Linked DNA regions of Homo sapiens: region 1 is linked to region 2. The links are chromatin loops, found by intact Hi-C in ENCODE. Cell type or tissue: mammary epithelial cell. All regions are shown on one strand. Links, peaks and the distances in the headings refer to the core of each region. The heading gives the core; the rest is flanking DNA.

Evidence for each region. Hi-C counts contacts between places; a loop is a spot of excess contacts. Peaks named below come from ENCODE experiments on the same cell type or tissue, not always from the same donor. Only the 100,000 strongest peaks of a DNase experiment are listed, where the experiment ranks them.
Region 1: a loop joins it to region 2, with 2.3 times the contacts of the local background. A loop is called at or near these places in 2 of 110 quality-filtered maps.

What each region holds. Positions count from the first base shown.
Region 1 is chr12:127,160,095-127,165,591 of GRCh38, reverse strand. It overlaps LOC105370062 (a long non-coding RNA gene), which reads left to right. Exons shown (of 4, transcript XR_945515.4): 2 at 2,231-2,874; 3 at 4,159-4,388. Among named protein-coding and RNA genes, the nearest start is that of LINC02405, 100 kb to the right of the region's middle. In mammary epithelial cell, for the core only: no CTCF peak of the experiment used is centred there; a DNase peak (open chromatin) is centred at 2,451; H3K27ac peaks cover 1,234 bases.
Region 2 is chr12:127,239,102-127,244,348 of GRCh38, reverse strand. No RefSeq gene overlaps it. Among named protein-coding and RNA genes, the nearest start is that of LINC02376, 43 kb to the left of the region's middle. In mammary epithelial cell, for the core only: no CTCF peak of the experiment used is centred there; a DNase peak (open chromatin) is centred at 3,108; H3K27ac peaks cover 2,554 bases.

The sequences.
Region 1 (5,497 bases), core at 214-5,213, 79 kb after region 2:
AAAAACAATATAAATTTATTATATGACAGTTCTTTTTTTTTTTTCTTGATATAGAGTCTCACTCTGTTACCCAAACTGGAGTGCAATGGCACGATCTCGGTTCACTGAAACCTCCGCCTCCCAGATTCAAGCAATTCTCCCACCTCAGCCTCCCGAGTAGCTGGGATTACAGACACCTGCCATCATACCTGGCTAATTTTTGTATTTTTGTAGAGACGGGGTTTCACCATGTTGGCCAGGCTGGTCTTGAACTCCTGACCTCAAGTGATCTGTCCGCCTTGGCCTCTCAAAGTGCTGGGATTACAGGTGTGAGCCATCGCGCCTGGCCAATATTACAGTTCTGAAAGTCAAAATGGTAACATGGTAATCTAGTAAGCTCAAAACGTTACTCGTGTTGGCTATGTTTTGTGTGTTACAAAGCATTGCCAGTATCTTTTTTTTTTAATCCTCAGATGGTCACTTCTTTATCCAGAGGGATGGCCTGTATAAAGGGATGGTCAGATCCCTGTATCTTTTTTGACTAAATTGCATTAATAGTTGACAATGTCCTTGCTTTCAATCATAACAAGATATACAGGTTCATTTTGTACCTTTTCAGACCAATATTTGGAATCAGCCATTTCCTTTTGGGGCTCTGGTTCTCTTTACTGGTCAATAGCATTTAGAGATCACAGTCTGGGTCCTGGGAGTAGCCATCTCTTCCTTAGTGCACCAATGTCTTGATTACTATCAATTAATAGTAAGTCTTAAAATTGGGTATGGCTTCTTCCAACTACTTTTTTGATTTTCGACATTGTTTTGGTCTTCTAATTCATTTTGTTTTCCATATATATTATAGAATTAGCATATCTATAACTATAAAAATCCTGGTGGGATTTTAAGTAGTATTGCATTAAATTTAAAGATCCATTTGGGGAAAAGTAACATCTTTACTATGTTGACATGAATTAGTTCTCATTTTATGTAGGTAGTCACTGATTCTGTTATCAGCATTTGTAATTTCCAACATACCAACCTTTACATGTCTTGTTAAATCTATATCAATGTATTTCACTTTAGGGGAGCTATTCTACATAGCAGTGGGGTGTGTGTGTGTTTTAATTTGAGTTTCTAATTATACACTGGTAAGATATAGAAATTTGGTAGATTTGGGGGTTAACCTTGTATTCTGAGACCTTGCTAAATTCACGCATTAATTCTAGAAGGTTTTTGGAGATTACTTAGGATTTTCAGGCTTCTCATTAACCTCAGGAGGCTGCTCCACAATGACATTGCTTGTCCTGACCTCTGAGCCAGACTTACTAGGCATTGCCTTTCCGGAAGATTGTTGGCTGTCATGGCAAAGAGAGACAAACGAGTAAGATGAAGCATGCAGGCCTCTAATATCTTACACCTGGAAGTGACCCACATGATTTCTGCTCACATTTAATTGGCCAAAACAAGACACATGACCACTTCTCAGTCAATAATTTTGTGAAGTGCTCTCTTACGTGTATGCCTGGAGAGAGACAGAAAACAACATATTTTCCAAGCACCCTAGTATGGTACAACAGAAGATGTTCAAATCTGTTAGGATTCCTTTCTGTAACATGGGCCAATCCTGGGAAATTAAAGGCCTTCGTGCTCTGGTTTTCTGTGAGGTGCAGAGAATATCTTAATATTGCATCTTTAATTGACTGAAATGGTAGAAGTGTGTGTTTTAAGGTAGTGGTTGTCAAACTTGCAGAGCTTTGTAAAAAAAAAAAATGAACTCCCCAGGTGACTACTGCTAGATCTTCAGACCTCTAAATCTGGGATAGGACTCAGGAATCTTTGTTTTAGAAAGCTCCTTAAGTGTTTTCATTATTAGAGCTGGGAACCACTCCATGAGGGATAGAAAGAGACCTGGGCCCCAGGTGGTAATGAAGTGAGCTGACCTGCTTGCCAGACCCCAGTGACTTCCTCTTCAGGAGAAGCCCTGTCTCTTCCTGTAGGTGACTCTCAGGCTGTCTCAGGGTCTCTCCCTGTTCCCCTCACTAACAGCAGCATTGGGGTAAACAGAAGAGGTGGATGTTTGCAGGATTCCAATGCCAGGAAACATTTTCTGCCGGATGTCTGTATCTCAATATTTCCCTCAGACACAAGCACATTGAAGTAAAGGGCATACAAAACCTCTTCAAAATTATGGTATGTTAAGGCAGAAAGAGACTAAAAGGTAGATTCATAACTATCTGCCTTCCTTTTTTTGCAGCTACCTTGATGCTGAACATCCCCTGAAGCAACAGGACTGCATGAGCTTGGTGTGGCTGAGCCCATGTCCTAATGAACATCCAGAAAAGAAAGACACTCAGAAAGCCAGGAAAATGGAAGAATTTTTTTTTTCAGCCAGCCAGGCACCTGACAGTAATCAAAATCTGTAAAGAACAGGATGTGGAGCCTCCTCTGCTTGTTCAGCACGAACATTTTGTGGTGGGTGCTGCAAAGATGACTCAGACACAGTCTCCACCCCAGGTCACTCATAGTCTAGTGCAGTACACCAAAGCTGTGAAAGCTAAAGGGCAGACCATTGGCCCATCCAGGGAGAGTGGTAGAAGAGGGAGCATTTATTTGAATAGCTGTGATGCTACCAGTCTGAAAAAAGGGGAAGGTATCTTGAGAATAAGAAGCAAGTTTTCAAAACACAGAGGCAGAATGGATAGAATGGGGTGAACACAGTAAGGTGCAGAGTGTGTGATGAGCGTACTTGTCAGGTCTCAGATGAAAGTGACCAAGACCTAGCTCCACTGTGATGAAGCCTGTAAAGAAAGACATACATGAACACACAAATAAGGCAATGCATTTTCTTACGCAGCTGAAAGGTACAAGAGAGGACCAGGTTATCAAAAATGTCTTCAGGTAATGGAATTTTCATATTTGGTTCTATTTTATTCTGTAATTTTCAGGTAGATGCTTCCCAAATAACACAAGATAAACACCGGCAGCTCCAAGCTATTCATCTATCAGCAGAGAAAACTGATGGAAGGAAGGACAACTTCCCTCAGTATTCTCAGCAAAGCCCCAGGAACAGATCTCATTGGCCATCAGGCCTGCCCTTTAAATACTCTCTAAGAGGTGTGACGCCCTGATTGGTCAGGCCTGGGTTAGGTGACTTCCCTGCATCCTGAGGTTGAAGTCAGCCCCATATGAAGGAGATGCATGGAGCTGCAGGGATGGAGGGTGACAAGGGAGAAGGTGAATCTACAAAAAAAAAAAAAAAAAAAAAATCAAGTGCTAATTTCAAAAGGGGGATTAATTGTGGTAAGAGAGAGAATAGAAACAAAACAAAAACAGCAAGTCACAGTTGCCTACTGCAAGCAGGCAGTCACTAAGTAGTTTTTTGCTATCTTGTGTTTATATGCAATGAAATTTTTCCCAATGTGAGGCATTGAGTCAGATAGAAATCTGCAGAAATGCGTGTTCTAGAGAGAAAAAGTAGGATGAATGCAGGGCAGGTAAATAGTTCTGCACAGTGCATGTGTGTTTGTTTTCATTTTGTTTTATTTTACTCTGCTTTGTTTTCTCTGTAATGAAAATAAAATGTTGAAGCATTCACAGAAACAATGATGCCTTCTTGGAGGAGAACACTAGCTGGCTCAGAAAACTGTTTCATTACCCACCCATTGTTTACAACATTGTAAGTGTAGAAGAGGTGCAGAAAATATAAGGGTGCCCTTAAAATACCATTTGAAAGATTTTGTAATGTTTATAAATGGTATACCAATGTTTCACTGCTGAGGACTCAACTCCACATTTTAAGAGAAAAAAAAGTGATAAATACTGGGTGTCTTGGCCCATTGGTTTGTTTATCTGTTTGTGGAAAGGCTGATATAACCACCCAACCTGTTCTTCCTGCCTGCTGCACAAACAAAATCAATTCACAGCACAGCATTGCAGCAAAGAAAATGTAATTGACATGAGGCCAGCCATGCCACATGGGAGAGAGTTATTACTTAAATCAATCTCATCAAAGGCTGGTAGACTGGGGGTTTTTCAAAGCTCATTTTGAGGCAGGAAAATAGGGTCTGGAGGCAGGGAGCATAAGGCTGATTCACACTTCAGCTATAACAGGAAATATCCTCTCCGTAGGGTGTATGCGGTAAATGACTTTGTAACTTTACTTCCTCCTCCCCATTTATATAGGGTGTACCCAAAGCAACCAATGGAACAAAGAATTGGACAAAACGCACAAACAAAGCAAGAAGGAATGAAGGGTTTTATTGAAAATGAAAGTACACTCCACAGTGTGGGAGTGGGCCTGAGCAGAGGGGCTCAAAGGCCCCATTGTAGAATTTTGGGGAGTTTAAATATCCCCAAGAACCTGAACAACCTCTGCCGTTAACATATTTTGGTGACCCGGGAAGGAGGAAGAGGTAAGCCCAAAATTTGGGATTTATTCTTCTCCTTTCTCCTTTTCTTTTCTGCTCCATACAGGGGAATCTCTTTCTCTCTCCTTTCCTTTCCAACCCGGGACCCTTGGTGGGCAGCGTCTAAACATGGAAGCAACTTCAAATTTCTGGCCATGGTCAGTGAAACTAAGGGGTTTCCATGTGGAGAAGCCTGACCCCCACCACCCGGTTCACTTAAGGAATGTGGATCTCTTTCATTTTTTTTCCACTTTCATTTTCAGTCTTTCAATGGCTGTCTCCTAGTACTTCCTTGGAAATTGAGGGCAATTGGCTGGGGTCACTCCCTGGTATTGCCCGAAGGCCTAAGAATGAATGGGAATAATTGGCCTGCCCCGAAGGGGGAAGGCTCTTTTTAATGTATTTTCGGTGTGTGGTCCCTGATCCCTATATGTGGCACAGCTCAGAGCAAACCCGCACATGTTTCAGGTGACTTAAACCTTCTTTTCCTATGCTAAATTCTTCCCTTCCCCTATTCAACTGGCTAAGGGTGAAGGAAACCCACCCAGCCTCCAGTTCCTATCATTAAAGTTCATGGAATGAGAAGCATGGAAAAGCGTCTCTAATTATAAGGCCTTATCAAATTATAAGGATGCTAAAATTTGGGGATTACACCCAGGTACCAAAGGAAAGCTCATAGTAGGCTCTGGAGGGAATGCTTGCAAAGTGGCACCAGTGCCCACCTAAGGCCAGAGACCTCTGGAGCGCTAAGATTAGACCCCACAAGTGGACACTCCTGGGGATCCTCCAGACCTCAAACTCTCCAAAGAGGATGCTCCTGGCAGAGGTTCTGAGATCTAGTAATAAGACCTCTTTGGAATTTTCTCTCACAGTTGCAATGCTGCTTGGCCCCAAAATTGCTTAGAATCTGAAGTTTGCTGTCGAATTGGAAAGTGGGATGGCATTGCATGTATTCAGGCTTTTGTGCTGCTGTTCTAAGCAGGGAGCCTGGTTAACGTGTGACGCCCTCCTTTGGTACTGTTTGGCCCCAGTGCTCCTTGGAGTCTGGGGAGGTTTAGCCTTTAAAAATCAAACTGCCATGGAGACTGATTTACCCAAAATTTTGGTTCTCAGCC
Region 2 (5,247 bases), core at 248-5,247:
CTCAGGATGTGGTGGTCTCTCTGATTTGGCCCCCTGTAGCTTCTCCCCGCCCCCCTCCCAGCTGCTCCCTGCCCGCAGGCCATGCTGTCCCTCCAGCTACTCCACCCACACGCCAAGTGTGTTCCCTCCTTTGCACTTGCTGTTCCCCATGCCCGGCACATCCTCACTCTGACAGTCATCTTGCTGGTTCCTGCTCATCACGCAGGTCCACCCTCACATGTCCCCTCAGAGAGGACCTGTCTGGCTACTCTTCCAAAGTGGCCCAGCCACCTTCCACTACATCACCTGCTTCTTTTTCTTTTTTTTTTTTCTGATCATAGAAATACAGGAATGGTTTAATATTATAAAATCCATACATATAACTGACTTTTAAAAAAATTTTTAAGTTCTGGAGTACACTGGCAGGACGTGCAGGTTTGTTATATAGGTAAACGTGTGCCATTGTGGTTTGCTGCACCTATCAATCCATCACCGAGATGTGAAGCCCAGCATGAATTAGCTATTTTTCCTAATCCTCCCCCTCACCTCACCCCACCCCACCCCTTCAGGTCCCAGTGTGTGTTGTTCCCCTCCCTGTGTCCATGCATCACCTGCTTCTTTAGTCTTTATTTGAAACTTCCATATCTGTTTATTTTCAGTGCTTTTATCTCCCAAGTCTCCTGACTAGACTGTAGATTTCATCATTTCATGAAGGAAGTATCTTGTTGTTGCTGTTTTAGTCCATCCATCACTTTACCTAGAACAAAAATGAGCACCTAGAGTCTGTCCTATCAATATTTGCTGATGAGTGAGTGAGTGAAGGAACACCTATATCTTGTCTTTTAACAGCTGAGAATTCTTTTAGCCTGTTTTTGATTGCTAAGAAAGTAACATACGACTTGTGCAGTGACTGCCCAGTAGTCCAGCTTATGATACATCTTACCTTTTCTTTTTTTATTCTGACAGGCAGTCTTGCCCTGTGCTGTTTTGCCCAGGCTGGCGGGCAGTGACTTGATCTCAGCTCACTGCAACCTCTGCCCCCTGGGTTCAAGCAATTCTCCTGCCTCAGCCTCCCGAGGAGCTGAGATTATAGGCGCCTGCCACCATGCCTGGCTAATTTATTTATTTATTTATTTTTTGTATTTTAGTAGAGATGGGGTTTCTCCATGTTGGTCCGGCTGGTCTTGAACTCCTGACCTCAGGTGATCTGCCCGTCTCGGCCTCTCAAAGCGCTGGGATTACAGGTGTGAGCTCCTGTGCATTTTTCTTTCTATTCTCCCCCAGCTTCGCATAAACCACCTCCAATACAAGTGAGATAAGATTCCTCTTTTATAGCTTTCTGCTGCTACTATGACTTCTTCTTCTCTTTCCTTTTCTGTGTTAAAATAGCTAGAATAGAAGATAACCTTCATTCTTCCAGTTTCAGTGTATCAAAAATTTAAATTTCCAGGAAGTTCAGATGGTCCTACTGGCTTGGCCTGCCCATGAAGGCCAACACTGGTTCTCCAAGTGGGGTGGTAGCTTCCCCATCCATCACTTGCTCATCCCTGTGCTCACCCTATCAGCAGTCCCTGCCCCATACAATGGGCACCTGCTTCATTAATTTGTCCCTAATCAAAATATGAGCTTTTGAGGGCACTGATGTGAACCCCATTCTTGTTCTTCTTGGCAGGGTGTATGTTGCAGAGGTCTGGTCAGTAAATATTTTTGGAAGGAATACATGGATGAATGAGTGAGCAAGCATTAGAATAAAATACGCTTTCTTGAGATATGCGTATCAAGTAAGTTAGCCATGCTCAGAAAGAAAATTACTACAAAGGTCCCATGTGTTTTGTGTGAGTGGTCCTGTTCTGTCAGGAAGTGTTTTTAGAAAGGGAATTATTGACAACATTTAAAATTCATAATATTTTATGTAAAAGTCCAGATTTTAGTTTTCTCTGGAAATTGTAGAAGTTCTGATCCCACTGACACTTGTTTCTGTCTGGTAAAAATCTGTGGAACACAAAGAGAGGCTGCTGACTTTAGAAGGACAATCCATGTCATCCCTTACTGTCTAATCCTGTGGCTGCTGACTTTGGAAGGACATTTCACACCATTGTTTACCGTCTAATACTATGTTGGTGTGGATTGCATTCACTATCATGACTCTGCCATTTTATTTACTTCTTCTAGTAATAGAGTTAAGAAAAAAGTGAAGTATTTCCTGTTTCATGTATTTATCAAAAAGGAATAAACAAAAACAAGATGAAGAGAACCAGTTGCTTCCAGAAAGGTGGGAGACCTCAGACTTTATTGTTATGAAAGCGAAAGAGATGGCTATGTGCTCAATATTCCAAAAAATGTATCCTGAAGAAAATTCCCCAGCATTCTTACTCATTCATATTCCTTCCTGGCCCCTGTAGGAATTTCAGCAGGGGACCCCATCATCTATGGACCAATGATCCTGAATGTATTATCTCATCCAGAGGGGCAGCAGGGATATCCCCAATGTTCCCTGAGCACTGGCATTGAGACACCAACATGGTGGCCACAAGGTCATGCCAAGGTCAATGCTGAGCCTTTCTTGCTCTTACTGCTCTTTTATGCTTGGATGAACTCAATAAAAGTCTCTTTTGAATACATTTTCTTTGGATGTGTTTTTGGACAATCATATGGCCACAGAACACATTTTAAATAGTGGCTGTGTGACTCGTTTAGCTTGGTCAAGCTGGTGTGTCCTCAGTATCAACTCTTCAGAGTTTCCAGTAAAATTGGATTATTTGGACTGAAGTCTGTATTTCACAATATTTACTGAAGAGTATTAAACAGGAAAATAAAATTAAAGTTGTGTGAAAGATTAAAGCTCTTTGGTGCTGAGAGACATCTGTTTATTGCTTTCTTTGTAAATGCGCATTAGCACAATAGGCAAAATGTGAAAGAAATTTAAATTAACGTAAAAAGACCCAATGCAAACGATTCTGCCATGCCCTTGAGAGAACGATCAATCTTGGCCATCTATAGTTAGAATAGCTGTGCTTAGAGAACAGAATGTGCCGTGGAATTCCCAGGATAGCTGCTGATGAACGTGCTTGAATTTCTACCCTGCAATTACTCATTGTCATATTCACCATCTTTCTTGCACTCATGCATTCCACATGTGTTAATGAGCACCTCCCACGTGGCAGGCTCTGTGCAATGTACAGTGGACACCTTGACAAATAAAGGATACCTGGTCCCTCCCTGGCCTCAGGCAAGGGCTGTAACCCAGGCCTGGCAGATTGGAGCTGATGGCCAAATGCAACTCTAAGTATGCTGAATTTTCTTTACATAATTTTCTTTTCTATTATCTTCATTTTATTTTATTTTCCTTTCTTTTGTCTTCATTCTCTTTTCTGTGGCAAATTGTGGTACCAACATTTAAACTTTAAAAGGTACCAGAGTAAAACCTAAATTTCTGGACTTTCTTGAAGAATAGGACGATCTGGCCACAGGGATCTCATGGCCATAGAATTCATTAGCAGGAGCTGAGAAGGGGCTTCAGACCTCAGGCTGGCCTCTGACACTGTCTTCCTCCTCTAATTCCCACCTGTCACCACCTGGCCCCTGTGTGCATTTGAGTTTGAACTCTTGGCTAAGAGAGGCCTCCAGGATTATGAAGAAGCGGGTTAATTTTTGACTCTTGAAAACTTACAGCTGTGTAACTTAGGCATAGTTATCCAACCCCTCAAAGCCTAGCTTCTGATTTATGACATGGAACAGTTATAGCACTATCTCATGGATGTGACTTAGGGAATAAATGAGGTAAAGTAAGCGTGCTTAGCATAGACTGTGCCCATCATCACTGCCAATTAAATGGTGGGTGTCAATAGCAGTAATCGGAGGAGTATCCTGATGTTCCTGGACTCAGCTCAAGGATTGGCTCTAAATAGGATTTTTAGGAGTTTTGCCAAACAAATGGCCAGGTGGCCTCTTTTTTTCTTATCAGTGAGCACAGCTGACGACACACACACACACAAACACACACTCAACAAATAATCCACCAAAACCCAACAGTATCATCACCTGTAATTCCATTTTTTAAAAACACAATATTAAGCTAGTTTAGAGGAAGCAATGGGTAGCTCTGAGGGGAGATATTAGCGATGGCTGACCCTGAGCATCTGAAATGATTGCTCGTGGTGCATCCACTCACCCGAGTGTGAGGGATATTGATCATGAAGTGCCTGGGACAAATGGAGAGGGAGAGCTGGGGAGGGGACCCTCATTAGAATCAAGGAATCCTAGTGGGGCGAGGGTAAAACCTGTCAGCATTGAAGGCAAAAATTGGAAGTAATCAAAAACTTCTTTGGAAACCTCTGTAATCTCCGACAAAGCCCAGCCCAACCCTCTTCCGATCCAGTGTTGTGGTGAATCACCGTTTCTGTAGCCGAGCTCTAAACGCAGAGGAGTACTGGCATTGAGGGCCAAGTGGTAGCAAAAATAAAATAAAATAAAAAAATCTCTGAGCATTGGAGGAGCCTTCACTGACTTCATGCTCACTGAGGGGTGTTGGTTGAGTAGAATGGTGGTAGAATTTTTGCCTATTTATTTATCCAACCCTCCTTTCTCTTCTTCCAGAGATACATGCTCAAATTTATGTAATTTCAAACTATTCAGGAAACTTGGAGCTAATACTTGAAAAGTAAACAATACTTATTTTGTGGGTTTCTAGAAATTAAGATTAAAATAACAATATCACAAAAGCTTTCCAAAACTGGACCAGACTGCCCTGGGAGCTAATGAGCGCTCTGTCAGTGAAAGCAGATTTAGGAAAAATGAGGCTCCCTGTCCATGTCTCATCCAGAGGTTGTCTCGTTTGTCATTGTTGTTTGCTTCTTTGATTTTTGATCTAACAGAAACTGGCATAAGATAAAATAAGCACAAAATGGAATCGACTCTTGGAATTTACAGAAAAGCAAAGTAAACTATGGCTCAGAGAATTAGCAGGAGCCAAGAGGGCCTGCGTAGTTTAGCAATACAACCATAAACTTCACCAGGATGATGTGGCTAAGACATGGCTACTGGTGCTGGCACCACTGAACACTCACGTTGACCCCATCTAACCAAGAGCCACACATAGACCACCTTTCTATACAACAACTGGCAGGAGACAGGAGGCAGGAGGCGCACGTGTGGCTTTCTGAGTGGAAGGACCATCTAGACACATTTAGTTAGCTTTATACTCCAGCAATCAACTTACTAGATGAAAGACAGTCCCTGGAAAAATGTCAGCAAAACAAATATCCATCG